2 separate regions of the Mus musculus genome follow, and region 2 is linked to region 1. The links are chromatin loops, found by intact Hi-C in ENCODE. Cell type or tissue: heart. All regions are shown on one strand. Links, peaks and the distances in the headings refer to the core of each region. The heading gives the core; the rest is flanking DNA. Region 1 overlaps Neo1 (neogenin). Region 2 has its middle 10 kb from the start of Gm39345.

Region 1 (8,339 bases), core at 165-8,164:
GATGGGTGTTCATGAGCAAAACTCATGACAACTTGGAGAACAGACTTAGAATGAGTGATAAGCCAGCTTTGTAAAAGCTACCACAGAAGCATTTTGTATAGATGTATACACTTTTTAATATGTTAGAATCTAGGATGCAGAGTTTTGAGAGAATTATTCATCATGCAGGAAATATACACATGAAGACTATTACACTAGTGTAGCAGTTATTCATAAACAAGGACTGTCAATTTAGATTTTTAGTTATATATAAAACGAGTTACTATCACTTTATGAGGAAACAGCATTTAATCTGAACTTGTAAAATAATGAGTATGTGTATTTAGAAAACCTAGCCAGGAGCTGGAAAAACCCAGAGGTCTTTCTGAACTGCATTCCAGCTGTGGTCCTCAGTGATTTTTTTTTTCTTTCTTTTTTCTTTACTCACCCTGGCCTTTGCTTTGCAGTAGAGCGTGTGTCTGTCACATAGAACACAGCACATGCGTACATTCTTCATCAAATAAGTACTGTGATCTCTAAAATTCGTCAGTGCTATGCCATTTGAATCTGTAACGATCATGGCATTTACTGTACCTCATGGAGACTTGTTCACTACCTTATTCTGACTCCTAGAGAAAGTACAGCACACACTGCGACATGGTGTCAGTTCACCTCTTAAGGAAGAGGAATCTTTGGATATATTCAGCTATGAGCCATTTCTCTACTGCCTCTGCACTTAAGATATCAGCAAGTCTGAATTGGCTTAGCCATCACACGTCCAATGATGGGCAGTAGTAGTAACTCATGTCCCAAAATCCAGCCATATTTACTAAAAAAAAAAAACAGACTATGAGTTTTATGTTGCTTGTTCAGAAATTATACTCTGGATTTTAAGAGCAGTTTTGGTTTTTTTGTAATCTTTTTTCTGACAGCGGGTCACATTTTCAAGGAATTCGAAAAAATGCAAGCATGTGTATTAACATGATCACTCAATTACCATCTTTCAGTGTCTTTAGAGTATTGTTGACAATATGGTTAAGTACTATTTTGTTTAACATTTTCCTACAATTTTTCCTTTAAAAAAAAAAACACATTAGAAGTGCTCTTCTGAATGAATGAGGGCTATCTATTAACTCTGGATTTTCTTTCTTTTTTTCCATTTTTCATTTTTCATTCCATTATACTCCCCTGCATTCCCTTTTATTTTTGTTTATGTTAAAATGCCACTTCCCTTTCTTAATTACTTTTTACCCAGACACTTCTGAAGTTGATTTATTTGTTATTAATGCTCCATACACTCCAGTGCCAGATCCCACTCCCATGATGCCACCAGTGGGAGTTCAGGCTTCCATTCTGAGTCACGACACCATAAGGATTACCTGGGCAGACAACTCCCTGCCCAAACACCAGAAGATTACAGACTCCCGCTACTACACAGTCCGGTGGAAGACCAACATCCCAGCAAACACGAAGTACAAGGTACTGAACATTTGCCTTGAGAGCAAAAAGCTAATCAGTGGGATTTTCTTGTTTTAAAGTTCTTTGATTCATGCTTTTCCAGAATGCAAATGCAACGACGTTAAGCTATTTGGTTACTGGTTTAAAGCCAAATACGCTCTATGAGTTCTCTGTGATGGTGACCAAAGGCAGAAGGTCAAGCACGTGGAGTATGACAGCTCATGGCGCTACCTTTGAATTAGGTAAGTATAATGCAATCCCATGTCACATGACACTTCTTCTCTTTGTGAAATACGAAAGCCTGTAGAATTCACACTGTTATTGTGGCACATCCTATCACCTGCGTCCACTGGACATGGGCAGTGCACATACTGCTCTCGCTACAGAACCCGGTGGGCAGCCGCATTTCAGTTGTGTTTGCCATTTCAACTACTGTGAATTTTTGGGTCACTTTGCTAAAACAGTAGTAAACAGCAGAATAGTGCAGTGCAAGACAGACTAGGTTTTAGAAATTGCAAGAATTCAATCTCTGGTCAGCCATCTGCCAATTGTTTCATGAGCATGCCAACTAATCCTACTGAATCTCAGTTTCCTCCATCTTGTTTGGGGTGATAGCCCCCCCATTTCTACTTTAGTAGGTTATTATAAGGCAAAATGAGGAACAGATGGAAAAGCATGTGGGTGGGTAGATACAAGATATTATTGTATTAATCCTGCTTACTGGTAAATTGAAATTGAAAACAATGAAGTGACCTGCCCTTGACCCAGCAGTTGCCCAGCTGTGTTGCCTAGTCTGAACAGTTTGCTGGGTAATCCAGGGCTTTCTTGGAAAGCAGCTCTGTAAGATCCTTCGCTGGACTGGCCTTTGCTGTTTGTTAGTACACGTGAGGGAGAAAGCATAACTAAGTAGATGAAGGAAAGAGTAGGCGGCCAACCTTGAGACCCTGTTTCCCCTGCACTTTGCTGGGGTAAGGATATGAGCAGCCTTGAGAATCTATGTATTCTGACCTATTTCTGTGCCTGGTGAAAACCAAACTTCCACATTCTGTGCAAACCAGTTTTGCCCTTCTGCACAGTTGCTTAGAATTTCTCCAGGAAAGGGGATTGGACTGGAGAGTTAGGAATACAGTATAGAAAGGGGCAAATAATTATTAGTTTGCTTTCTTTTCTGTTTATTTTGTTGTTTGTTTGTTTGGCTTCGTGTTGACACGGGGTCTCACTGTGTAGCCCTCGCTGGCCTAACACTCACTGTATAGACGAACATGACATCCAAGTCCGTCCCGCCTGCCTCTGGAGTGTTGGGATTGAAGGCATGTGCCACCACACTCAGTGTTTCCATTTAAGAATATCTTTTTGCTTTACTTTCAGCTTACTGACCAATAAGAGAAAATTTTACTTTCCCTTAGGAGTTCATTTCACTAGGCTCTTCCATTTTATATTAAAACTCGAATGTTTTAGGAAGCAGCGATTTGAAGGAATGCTTGATTTGATCATTTTCCTACTTAGCTATTACATTAGACATTCTCACCTGTAACATAGAAAGCCATTTTCTTTTGTCATCTTTTGTTTGTTTGTTTGTTTTTGGTTTTGGTTTTGTTATTTTCGAGACAGGGTTTCTCTGTATAGCCCTGGCTGTCCTGGAACTCACTCTGTAGACCAGGCTGGCCTGGAACTCAGAAATCCGCCTGCCTCTGCCTCCCAAGTGCTGGGATTAAAGGCATGTGCCACCACCGCCCGGCTTCTTTTGTCATCTTTTCTGCTACATGAACAGCTTTTATTTATATCATTAACATCAGCAGTTGGTAGTATGCTTTCAGTGTGAGCTTAAAATGAAAAATACCAAGTAGTAAATTTCTTCTTAGAGGGAATTGAGCTTTTAAAAGCCATATTTGACTTTAAGAGTCAACTCTGAGCAAGAGAGAAAACTTTAACACTTTAAAATGTCCTACCAAATAAGCCAAATCAATTGAGAGGAAGTAGTCTGGGACAGTTATGTAACTGCTCTCAGTTTTGGTGCCTTGACCTCCCAACAAGGGACAATGGCACTTGCCCGTCTAGGTTGTCATAGCCTTAAGAAAATGCAAACTATAAAATACCAGATGGTAGTGTGTGCTTGGAACCACCTCCCAGTCCACAGGCCCATTCTCTATCCTCATGGTTTTAGTTTTTCTTTGATACTTTGTATAGTCTTCTTTTTATTAGAAATGATTGGTTATACATAGACTTGCATTATTAAAGCTGGGGGCTTTGTCTTTTTTCTATGCATTTGCTGTTCCTTATCAGTGAAAAGAATTGGAAAATTGAATTCTATTAAAATGGATAGTGTTTGTTATTTTGTAGTTCCTACTTCTCCACCTAAGGATGTGACAGTTGTGAGTAAGGAAGGAAAACCTAGAACCATCATAGTGAATTGGCAGCCTCCCTCTGAAGCTAACGGCAAGATTACAGGTAAGACGCCTTAGACTGGGCAAGTTCTGTGTCATCAATAAAGTGGGGATGTGAACCTGGCTGGGTCCTTGTATGGAGTGTAGTGAGTCATGTTGGTCCTTGAAATTGAAGCAAGGGTAGCATGGAATTGTGTGTCTAGCCAGTAGTGTTACTTAACAATATATGGTGGGACAACCTATTTTTCTACTGCAGCTTGATGGGTACGTTTATTTTCCAAAATGCTGTCCACTCCCCAGATGACTTGCTTTGAACTTGTGTGTCCAGTTTTACTGGAAATTATCTAGTCTGTATAGACTGTGCTTTTCTACTTACAAGCCCCACCAAATCCCATTAGGCTTTAAACCACCACTACAGCCCAAGGCCTGTCACTTCACAATTCTGTGCTCTTACTAGTAGAGTTAGAAGCTTGAATTACCCTAGGCCTACCAAAGATCTCAGGATCCCACCCCCACCCCTCGGCCCCCCCTTTGGACTTCAGAGAGAAATTCCCCATAGTAGAATACTGGCAGATGCTTGGAACCTGTGCCCCATTCATTAGAAGTTTGCTAAAGAACCAGTTGCCTTCTGAAATACAAGGAAGATGGCCTAATGACTCAGAAAGTGTATTTTGTCCCTGTAACTTTTTTTTTGTCTGTTTTGGTTTGGTTTTTTTGAGACATACATACATATATATATGTGTGTGTGTGTGTGTGTGTGTGTGTGTGTGTGTGTGTGTGTGTGTTTTATTTATAGTCCTAGCTGTCCTGGAACTCTCTGTGTAGATCAGGCTGGCCTCTAATTCAGAGACCAATCTACCTCTTCCCGCCTAGTGCTGGGCTTAAAAGTGTGCCACCATACCTAGTATGTTCCTGTAACGTTTAAATAAGATGTCCTTTCCCAATAAATCCTAGTCATTTTCTTAGGTTCCTATTTTGCTTCTTCTATAAAAGAAACAAATATAGCTTAACTCAGATTACATTTTGCTTTGTCTTTTAAAACCTTAAATCACAATTTTGTAGTGTAGATCAAGAAGGCTTATGTTTGTAAGGCATCCTGCCTCATTTGTGGGAATTGAGTGCCCCCTGGTGGAAATATCTGGTGACAGCCTCTGTGACCTAACCCACCCTTAGAACTTTGTCAGGTTTTCCAATCTGCCGAGCATTTTCCTCCTGGGAAATGATTTTTATCATAATTGAGCATGGCATACCATTGCAGAGTCCCAGAACTACGTGATTCTAAGTCAGAGCCCTCATGATACTTCATTCAGATACTATATTGTAGACATTTATTGACTTTCAGATTGCAAAAAGAAAAGCAGAAATGGGATCTCTTTTTTCTATTAATTGCTCTGGACAGGTTACATCATCTATTACAGCACGGATGTGAATGCAGAGATACATGACTGGGTTATTGAACCAGTTGTGGGAAACAGACTGACTCACCAGATTCAAGAGTTAACACTTGATACGCCATACTACTTCAAAATCCAGGCCCGGAACTCAAAGGGCATGGGGCCCATGTCTGAAGCTGTACAGTTCAGAACACCTAAAGGTAACTCTCCCCGAGCCAAGGGTTTTACTGTGTTGTCTATAATGGGACTGCAGCATGTGGAGAGCACTGGTAATGGACTTGCCAGCCTCACTGTAAAGACTTCCAAAGAATTCCTCTCCTACCCACTGGCCACCAAATTGGTACTCTCCCAGTCCACCCAGAGGGAAACGTTGGCTGTCTGTATCTGGGCAGAAGAATTACAGTGATCTCTTAGTTTTTATCAGAGAAATCAGATGTGATTCTTTAGGTTTCTACAGAGTTATACTGCACAATATTCTGACAGATGTTTTCTTTCAGCACACACAGTCTCTTAACATAAAAAGTTTAGGGGCTGGTGAGATGGCTCAGTGGGTAAGAGCACCCGACTATTCTTCTGAAGGTCCGAAGTTCAAATCCCAGCAACCACATGGTGGCTCACAACCACCTGAGATCCTGATGCCCTCTTCTGGTGCATCTGAAGACAGCTACAGTGTACTTACATTAAATAAATAAATAAATAAATAAATAAATAAATAAAAGTTTAAATGTCAACTTTTGTGGAGGATGAGGTTAGAAGGAGCCATTTATGTAAAGCTCACGAAAAAAGAATATAAAATAGTAAGCCAGGCAAGCTTAGGCCAATTAAATGGAGTTGGGTACTGAGACTGTGGAGAGGTGAAAACCTGAATTTCTTTTCTATTATCAATTTACTTGGAAGTTTGTGGGAATTGTATTTTTCCTTTAAGACGTCTGTCTGTCCATCTTCAAAGCTGGTGATCCTTGCTCTTGTTTCCTCTTCCCCTGTGCTTGACCTGTCAGCGGACTCCTCTGATAAAATGCCTAATGACCAAGGTAAATGAGGAGATGGCCTCTCATTTTTTCTCTTTTGCAACCTATCATTAGCTTTTTGTTTCATTTTTCCGCCTGAAAATCAGTATCATGTGTTTAAAACCACACATACTTATTGGCCAGAGTAGTGTTGAGTCCATGTTTATAGCCCTTGGGATATCTGAAAAGCTGAGGGAGTCACTTAGAAGCTAACTTACCTGGTGGAAGAAAATTGAGTTGAATAAACTCTAGATTGGCATTAAGTGAAGATCAGGTTATCCTTAGAAGTTAAGATGCTAAAGTTATAAACAGTGATAAGCATTTGAGGCAAATGTGAGCAGTATAGCAATCTTTCATATTTAGTATTTTATTTAAGTGAAAAGTCAGTATCAAAATCAGTAAACACTGTATTTCACTTCTGACATACGTATATAATCTTGTTACATACGTGCTTATCTGTGACCAAGGATGTTAATTTATAGCTCTTTTTATATTTCTTCCTTAAACATTAAGTAAGACTGTTTTTATAAAAGGATAAAAAGCATGTGGCAAGACACTTAGGAAGGACGAGTCTTAATGTCACCTGTCTTGAAATCCTTGACTGGCAGGTTTTTCATTGTGATTGCTCTGGTGGCATGTTAGCTGCCCTTTGTGATTTCTGTCTCTAAGAAACAAGCTAAAGGTAGCTTTCCATATAGAGATAGAACACTAGAAATAAAGTTGATAATTGTTCTCATGGTTTAACAGTAATAATCAGAAATTCAGCTTTTTGGATCTTGGTTAATGTAAGAATCAGAACAGAGTATTGAGTTTCATGGCTTTGGACATGTGCTTGTGTTCAACAAGTCTTTTTTTACATGGGAGGGAACTGTGGGCATAGTGTTTTGAGTGTAGAAGCATGAGATTTCATAAAGCGTTACGCTGAATATGCAGAGAATGTAAATATGCCTTGCTGAATACGCTGAATATGCAGAGAATGTAAATACGCCTTGCTCTTTCATTTGATAACTGTTAAGCAGCACTTTGCTGTTCTAGTATTCAAAATTTTTCACCTGTTGGTATTTAGGGTACATCCTTTGAATTTCTTGGTTATTCTTTAAATGCTAAATAAAATATTGGGAAATGCAGGAATATAAACCAACTAAATCTTGGCAAACAAGGTGAGTTCAGTGGCAGCTTTTTGTTTGTTTGGTTGGTTGGTTGATTTGTTTGTTTGTTTATGTGATGTGTTCTGGAAAGTTTAAATGTAGCTTACGTGATAATCATGAAAATTTAAATATAAAGAACTTAAAATGCTGAGTATCTCTGCCAGTTAGATTTTGCCTGATGTGATAGCATATGAAGAACAACAGGAATCTTGAGGCTTACATAGTGTGTGTCACTTGGGAGATGATAGCCTCAGAAGTAAGAGGATGGAGTAGTTAGTAGGAACAATGGAAAAGGGGTCAGAGACTAAATTAAATCCTAGACTATGCCCTAGAAGTTCTGAAACTATACTGTAGGATCCAAGAACAACTGTTCTTTTCTTGTATAGATTTTTTACTTCTGAGAACATATCAAACATTATAGTTAGCCTCTAGATTTATTCTATTAAATGAAGTACTTATACAACTTTATATTCGGGCTCCCTTTGTTTCTTTTAAAATATGATTCTTTATAAGAGGAAAGAGGAATTAACATTAACTCTGTTTTGCAGAAATAAATGTATTTATACATTTCTAGTCAAGCTTTATTTGTGAAAATATCTCTTATAAGTGTTTACTAGAGCTCCGTGTACTCTGCCTCCATAAAGAGGAAGAGGACATCCCTGAATTTATGATGTTTGTAATAGTTAACATTTATTGATCATTTACTACACACAGAGCAGTATTCAGTGTCTCATGGTCTTAAATTTCCATTTGGTGTTGTAAACAGATGTCCAAGTGACTAATTACATGACTTGCCCCACAGCAAAGCACTGCCATGTAGTGGAGCTGGTGTTCACGGGCAGTCTTGTAAGCACTGCGTGCCATTAACGGTCAGGAGCAGCTTTTACTTTTTATGCTTGCTGGCCTCTTCTCAAGAGCTTGCCACTGCTTTCTGGCTAGTAACTTGGAATTGAGGAATATCTTTATGGA
Region 2 (8,339 bases), core at 147-8,146, 370 kb before region 1:
AGGGTCTGGAGGGATGGCTCAGTAGTTAAGAGTGCTGGTCGCTCGAGGAGTGGTGGTACATGCCTTTAATCCCAGCACTTGGGAGGCAGAGGCAGGCAGATTTCTGAGTTCGAGGCCACCCTGGTCTACAGAGTGAGTTCTAGGACAGCCAGGGCTATACAGAGAAACCCTGTCTCGAAAGACCAACCAACCAAACAAACAAACAAAAAGAGTGCTGTTGTTCTTCCAAGGGACCTAGGTTCAATTCCCAGCACCCACATGGCAGCTCTTGTCTGTAACTCAAGTTTTAGGGGACCCAACAGATATACATAGAAGCAAAATACCAATTAACATAAAATAAAAATAAACTATACATTTAAATCCCAGATGGTGGGTTCACATGCTGTTAATCTTAACACTTGGAGGTAGAGGCAGGCAGATCTCTGAGTTCAAGGCCTGGTCTAGAGAGTGAGTTCCAGGACAGCCAGGACAGCCATGGCTACACAGAGAAACTTAGTCTTAGAGGTGGGGGGAACCAACAAAACAAAACAAAACAAAACAAAACAAAACAAAACAAAACAAAACAAAACAAAAAGACAGGATTGCCTAGTGGTTAAGAGCTAGTACTGCTCTTGCAGGGGACTCAAGTCTGATTTTCAGAACCCATATGGCTGCCTGTAACCCCAGTTCCAGATCAGATGCCCCCTTCTGGCCTCTGTAAGCATCTGCACTCTCATGCCCATACATCTTCCCATATACATAATCAAAAGTGATCTTTTCATAAAAGAATTTCATGTAAAGCTAGTAATCCTTGCTTTTCATGGCTGAAGGCAGCAAGCTTTGAGGAGCAGAGATCTGCAGGCAGAACACCCCATGAGGGGGCTGCACCGACGCAGGGGACTGGACTACCCTTCACACTTTAAAACACCTTGGGCTGGGGGTATAGCTCAGTCAGTGGAGTGGTTGCAAGCATGGATCTGAGTTTGATCCCATTGTAATCCCAGAGCTGAGAAGTTGGAGGCAGACTTCTCAGTGGGGTTTCCTGGGCTTCATTGGCCAATCAGCTCAGCTCAGGTAATGAGAGCCTGTATTTCAAAAATCAAGGACCACAGTGCCTGAGGAACAACGGCTAAGGTTTTCTTCTTGCCTCCAGAGGTACAAAACCAACACGTACCTGAACACACACATAACACACACCACACACACACACACACATCACACATTATTACACACCATAACCATACACATACATCACACATACACACCATACCACACCACACATACACACACACATCACACACCCCTACACATATACACACACCATAGCCATACACATACTTCACACATACACAACACAACACACACACACATACCACACACAAACAGCACACCACAATACCACGCACACACACACCCCACACACATATACACACACCATAACCATACACATACATCACACATATACACCATACCACACACACCACACACACATACCACACAAACAGCACACACACACACCACGCACACATGCACACTATACACACCATACACACACATCACACATACCATCCATACACCACACACACACACTCACAAACACACACATCTTTCTCAGAGCCCACAGGGATTCAGAGACTCAGATCTAAAATAAGGGCAGAGCATACCTCAGTCTGACTGAGATTTCTTGGCCTTGCACACACCCCACTTGTTCCTTGCTCCAGTTCTTTCCCTACATGCGTCCGGGGATCAAAGACAGGCCTGAGGACATTTAGTTTCCCTGTCTTCCCAGCGTGGCTCTTCCTTTGCTGTTTCTATTATCCTTCCATTTGATTTTTGGGGAGTATGGCTGGACCTGGTTTTGGAGCCTCTCTACAGTCAGACCTAAGAGCTCCAGTGACAGTCACAGGATTGAGTGTTGCAGCTTTAAGTTCTGGACACAGGGATAATTCCTGAGGAGGAGCCTGTAGCTTTGATTTTGGAATTCCCGGGGTCCTGAGAGATGGGCTGCTCTGCTCCTCCAAATGGCAAACTTGAGGTTAACAACCTTGAATGAAGGCCACTCCACTGCTCTGTTGTGAAACTAGGCCACCTGGTCTGTGACGTGTGCCCTCGCTCTCTCCAGATGGGAGTGGAACAAGGAGAGGCACTGCGTGCCACTGCCAAGCACAATTCACAGGCTAGACCGAGGTGGACCTCAGGCCTTCCACAGACTGCTGCTGCAAAGAAAACAGGCCACACCCCTGCAGCCTCTTTACCCTCACACCTGCTGCGAGGGAGTCCTGATAAGCAAGCTGCTGTGACCTTTGGGCTATTTATTAACCATGCTTGCTGCTTCATGGTGTGGGATCTTCCCCCTCCCTCAGAAACTGAAAGAGAGAAACAAACACATTGTCTGGTAGAACTGAAGGTTCTCTCTCTCTCTCTCGCTCTCTCTCTCTCCCTCTCTCTCTCTCTCTGTCTCTGTCTTTCTCTCTGTCTCTCTGTGTGTGTGTTCTCTCTGTCATGTTGTCTGCAATATTAATATCCTTAATAAATCTCATACCCTCAAGGACAATTCAACTCTCAAATCAAACCATCTCTCCTTTCTTTCTGGAAACCTAATGCTGAGTGTTGATTCCCACAGGCAGGCATCGTTTGGGTGCCTCTGAAGGGAAGGAAGCTCAGTAGGTCAGTCTCAGGGACGAATTGAAATTCAATGCCACATTAATTTAAGAAGAGGCCGGCAAGGACATTGTGGTTTAGCTCAATCCTACCAGGTGTGTGAATGGGGGAAGCTATGTGTTTACAGTCACCACTCCTGTCTGTGGAAGCTGACAAGATCAAAGAGAAGACCTTGACCCTGAGTGACCTTGCCTGGGAGATGTATTCAAACGTGATGGACTAGACAGGCTATTAATACTGGGCAGGGTTCTAGTCATCTTCTTGTCTCTTTTGGTTTATACAGCCTTCTGAGGTAAAGGATTTCTGAAATATGGTGAAATATTTATTAAATTTTGTAAATATTCTGGCCAAAGACTCCTAAAATCCTCAGATTCTCCAAACTGGAAGGGTTTTTTGTTTGTTTGTTTTTATTATTAGTTGGTTTTTGAATGCTAATGCATGGCTGGTAGCTTCAGGGTGGGGCCTGGTCACTGGAAACACTGAGATAGGATTAGAGGGATCGTTTCCTGGGCTGAGGAGAGGGGCTGAAGGCGGATGGTTGGTTCTCAGTGGTCAATGATGCAATTACTCGTGTCTTTGCAGTGGAGCCTCCCTTAAAACACCAAAGAAGCTTGTGAGCAGGAATATGTCTGGAGGATGGTCCTCCCAGTTAGGGTTGCTCCTCCCACCACCTCATCTATATCTGTTGTAATGTCCTTTACAATAACTGGTAAACTTAAAATCATATAAAATACAAGCTCCTGATAAATATACATGTGTAGGGAAGGAGGTGTATGTGCACATGTATGCATTTTGCATGGGATGGCCAGAGGACATTGGGCATGCTCTATCAATGTCTACCTTAGCCCCGGGAGATAGAGTCTCTTACTGAAACTGGAGCTAGGTTGGCAGACAGCAAACCTCAGCAATCCTCCTGTCTCAGCCCAATTGCAGGACCAAATTTTTTTTTTCTTTGGCATGGGAACTTGAACTCAGGTTCTCATGCTTCTGCAGATGGCCTACAGAACGGGGTGTGGGGGGGGGGAGAGCGAGAGTGAGAGCAAGAGAGAGAGAGAGAGAGAGAGAGAGAGAGAGAGACTTTATCTCAGTCTCTGTGTGTACTCACTAAGGACTGCCAATGAAGTAGGTGGGGTAGCACACACCTGTAGTTTCAAAACTCAGCAAGTTGAGGAAGGTAGGAGGATCTCCAGTTCTAGGGCAGCCTGGGCCGTAGAATGAGTTCAGTGTCAACCTGGGCTACAGAGCAAGACTCAGTCTCATCCCCTTCATTCCCAAAGAACTAGGACCCACTGCGGGACAGGCATAGATTATACACATGGGAACACTCTGTTCCCTGGATGAGGCTTCTCTTGCCTCTACCTAGAGGTGGCATCAATCATTCTGGAGGTGTGGTAGACCGTTCAAGAGGCTCCATTGGGCCCGGAGCTGCTGGAACAAGCCAACTTCCTGATAGAGCCACCAGCAGAGGGCAGATGCTTTCCTGAAGTTAAGGAGTCCAGAGCTGAGCTGTCCGGATTGCCATCTGTGTGAGAGAACTGGGAAAATGGTCTGGTGCCTTAGGGAGCAGCAAATGGTTGGGCTTGGCTAGGTTATGAAGATCTGATCGGAAAGGCCACAGTCAGTCCCAATCAGGCAGCTGGCTGTCACAAGCTGTGCGGAGCCAAGGAGCCTCTGCCTCCTCAAGGTCAGTGGGCAAGCAAGAGGAGATCGGGTTTCCAGAACATCTTGGGCTTCCTTATAATCTTTACCTTGCCAGGATTCTACCCACATAGATGTCCCTAAAATCACCTTTTTTGGTCACCCTCTGCAGTTTTGTTTTGTTTTATGACCCACTTTAAATCCTCTGCTTTTGTCATTTCTCTCATGGATACATTTTGCAGAGGACACAACTATTATAAATTCATTTAAGCTTCACCCCCCCACACACACTTTTTTTTTAAAGTGTGCATCTATGAGCACTCATGCATGCACATATGTTGTATGTATGTGGGCATCAGGTGGCTTCCACTGTGACTTTCCATCTTAATCTCTTGAGAGTCTTTCAATGAACCTGGAACTTGAAGCCTTTCTGCCTAGGCTGCTGACCGGAATGCCCGAGTGATCCTCTTGTCTCTGTTCCCTCAGTGCCCATCAGGTGGGTGTGCATGGCTTCAAGACATTTTTCAAATTTACATTTAGTTGTTAGCTGTGTGTGCTCAGCACAGCACATAGATAGAGGTCAGAGGACAGCTTGCAGGAACTGGTTCTCTCTTCCCACCATATGGGTCCCTGGGATTGAACTCAGGTCATCTGGCTTACCTGCACTTTACCCATTGAAGCACCTCAGCAAACCAGTGTCCCCCCTTCTCCCTGCCCCGAGTGAGTCTTAACTGAGATCTTCATGCTTGTCCCCAAAATGTTCTTACCCCAAAGCCATCTCTCAGCCCTTAATGTCTAAAATCAAAAAGGAAGGCAGAACTATACAACACAGAAGTTGGCTTTTATCGTCTCCATAGCTTTGATCTTAGCCCACTCTCAATAGCCACAGGCTTTCACAGTTACCTACGGTGGTATGTCTTAGCCAGTGTTTGTCCCTGTGCTTATAAACACCTGTCTCTCTCATCATCTGCCTGGGGGTGGCAATGTCCTGAGCAGTCCCAGGGGGTGGCCAAATGGAGAGGAACTGACACCTCTGGCCAAGAGCTATGAGTAGGTTTGAATGCAGCTCCCACAGCTGCCCGGGCTTCCGGTAGCTGACGTTCTCACTGTAGCGTCTAAGCCAGGACCACCCTGAGGAATTCTTGTCACTGTGTAATAAACAGCATACATTTAAGCTGCCAAATTCAGGGGTTCTGTGCTATGTAAACAATACAATTTTCATTTCTCTTCGATGCCTGATCATTCTGTTATTTTTCAAGCTCCTCTTTATAGCAAAGCTCTATAAAAGAGCCATCCATTCTCGTTTCTCCCCTTCCCTCCACCCAGCCCCATCTACTCTAATCCATCTGTCAACTACAGAAGTCTCTGCCGGCAACACTAAATTCTAAGTAGTTGAAATGTTCTTTGTATCTCTCGTAGATGTATGCCGCATGTCCCAAAAGGAGGATTCTTGTGTAGGTGACTTGCTAAGTGTTCTCGAGAAACACAGGACAACTAGATCATTTGAATTGTTTGAATTTCAGGTTGTATTTAGGATGATAGATAGTTCTCCAGAACCTGGCCTGCTTTGATTAGAGTGAGGAAAATATTAGCGCTCTCTCTCTCTCTGCACGCGTGAACACGCACATGTGCACGTATAGCTTGATAATGAACGTGGTTGGGAGTGTGGGCCCTGGATAGCTTGGTGGGTTGATGAGAAGCATGATCACAGAGAGCATTATTTTTACCTCTAGGCATCAGGTAGCCATGGAAAGAATAGTCTCTCTAGAATCAAGATCTCTAGTGCTAGAACATCAAGGATACTGAATACCCTCGGTCTAGTGTCAGGCTCTTGAGAGAACCCCAAGAGAGAGCAGTGCAAGGGTGGGAAGCAGAAGGTGTCTGGGTAGTTAGAGCCCCGCCTGGAACTGACCAGGCAACCCCTGCTGTCTTCTGGTGCTTGATGGACCAGACTGCTTAGACACAAGAGCGAAATAAACTCCCCTTTCCGGGAGAGGGTGGCAAAGTCGAGTTGCGAAAAGGTGGATGTGATTCATTGATACTGCTGTGACTATCTTGCAAAAGTACAATCGGCCACACTCAACATCTTGTGTTTCAAGCAAGTATGTGAGTGCTCAAGTGGGTGGATTCTGCTGCTAGAGTCTTCCTATATAAGAAGTTCTTCCTGAAGTCATTAGATATGCACTCACTGATAAGTGGATATTAGCCCAGAAACATAGAACACCCAAGATACAATTTGCAAAACACAAGAAAATCAAGAAGAGGGAAGACCAATGGGTGGATACTTCATTCCTCCATAGAAGAGGGAACAAAATGCCCATGAAAGGAGTTACAGAGACAAAGTTTGGAGCTAAGATGAAAGGATGGACTATCCAGAGACTACCCCACCCGGGGATCCATCCCATAATCAGCCACCAAGCCCAGACACTATTGCATATGCCAGGAAGATTTTTGCTGAAGGGACTCTGTTATAGCTGTCTCATATGAGGCTATGCCAGTGCCTGGCAAATACAGAAGTGGATGCTCACAGTCATCTATAAGATGGAAAACAGGGCCCTCAATGGAGAAGCTAGAGAAAGTTTCCAAGGAGCTGAAGGGGTCTGCAACCCTATAGGAGGAACAACAATATGAACTAATCAGTACCCCCAGAGCTTATATCTCTAGTTGCATATGTAGCAGAAGATGGCCTAGTTGGCCATTATTGGGAAGAGAGGCCCCTTGGTATTGCAAACTTTATATGCCCCAGTACAGGGGAATGCCAGGACCAAGAAACGGGAGTGGGTGGGTAGGGGAGCAGGGCGGAGGGAGGGTATAGGGAACTTTCAGGATAGCATTTGAAATGTATATAAAGAAAATATCTGCTGGGCGTGGTGGCGCACGCCTTTAATCCTAGCACTCAGGAGGCAGAGGCAGGCGAATTTCTGAGTTCGAGGCCAGCCTGGTCTACAAAATGAGCTCCAGGACAGCCAGGGCTATACAGAGAAACCCTGTCTCGAAAAACAAACAAACAAACAAACAAACAAAAGAAAATATCAAATAAAAAATTAATTAATTAAAAAATAAATTCAGATACGAAAAAAAAAAAAAAGAAGAAGAAGAAGTTCTTCCTGATGCTAGACACTCACCAATTTGAACCAAAGGAAGGTTTTCTTCTTCAGTATTCCAGAGATAAGCTAGTAGATCACAGTCTTAGTTCTTGCTCATTGCTGCCCTCTACCGGAAGAGCAGAAACTTAGCTACTCCCACCAGTGTCCGTCTGGACCCCGCCTTCCCAGTTCCAGCTCCATGTGGCTCTAGTTCTCCAAACCTAGTCCTGGCATGATTTAAGGCAGGGAGGGGATTAGTTGAATATTGGTAAGGGAGGTGTTCTAGGGTGTAAGCCCTGGGTTAATTGGTTGGTTGATCAAAGGAGTGTTTGTAGGGGAGTCGTCCATAGGCTTCGTTAGATTTCAGTTCTGGGAAAATAAGCCTTTTGTAAGGATTTGGCTGTCTTTTGCTGAAGTATGGGCTCTGTGATGGCTTTCCACCTTCCTCCACGGAGGTGCAAATGTTAGCATTCTCTGCGGCAAGCTAAAGACTCAGCTCAATTCTTCTGCTAGCAACCCCCAGGCCCGTGCTATAGACACGGACATGTTGCGGGGGGGGGGGGTTGCCACCTCATTGAACCCACGAAGCATCCTCAGCGCACACAGGCAGAGAAAGTAGGGATAGAGTTTCTAGATACAGGTAGGAGGAAGGTAGAGACACTCACGTCACCGTAGTCTGTTAGAACTTTGCCTCCCTTCTCCATCGGAGGCTCTCCCAAAATAGGGTGCCTAGAAGCACCCTCAGAATAACTCGAAACTTCTGTGCTCCGTGTGGCACAGGTGTGGTTCAATATTCGTTCAAAGCACTGCAGCCCATCTTCATTGTGTGCTTCTTACCAGCTCCTATCATCCTTGAGCTGCCTTCGAACGATTGCCAGTTAGAGAGCTGAGCATCCCCCTCCCCCGCCCCCCCCCCGCCCCCCGTGCTTCAGAAATGATCCAGATGCAGGGTCACTGTCAGACCGCTAGTGGTGA

Evidence for each region. Hi-C counts contacts between places; a loop is a spot of excess contacts. Peaks named below come from ENCODE experiments on the same cell type or tissue, not always from the same donor. Only the 100,000 strongest peaks of a DNase experiment are listed, where the experiment ranks them.
Region 2: it touches region 1 in a loop (5-fold over the local background); 18 of 42 quality-filtered maps call a loop at or near these places.

What each region holds. Positions count from the first base shown.
Region 1 is chr9:58,899,990-58,908,328 of GRCm38, reverse strand. Neo1 (neogenin) reads left to right here. Exons shown (of 28, transcript NM_001042752.1): 17 at 1,283-1,458; 18 at 1,541-1,679; 19 at 3,778-3,885; 20 at 5,221-5,415. Among named protein-coding and RNA genes, the nearest start is that of Hcn4, 81 kb to the right of the region's middle. In heart, for the core only: a CTCF peak has its summit at 4,955 (motif pointing left); no DNase peak of the experiment used is centred there.
Region 2 is chr9:59,265,725-59,274,063 of GRCm38, reverse strand. No RefSeq gene overlaps it. Among named protein-coding and RNA genes, the nearest start is that of Gm39345, 10 kb to the right of the region's middle. In heart, for the core only: CTCF peaks have their summits at 692 (motif pointing left), 4,097 (motif pointing right) and 7,508 (motif pointing left); DNase peaks (open chromatin) are centred at 2,203 and 4,173; H3K27ac peaks cover 970 bases.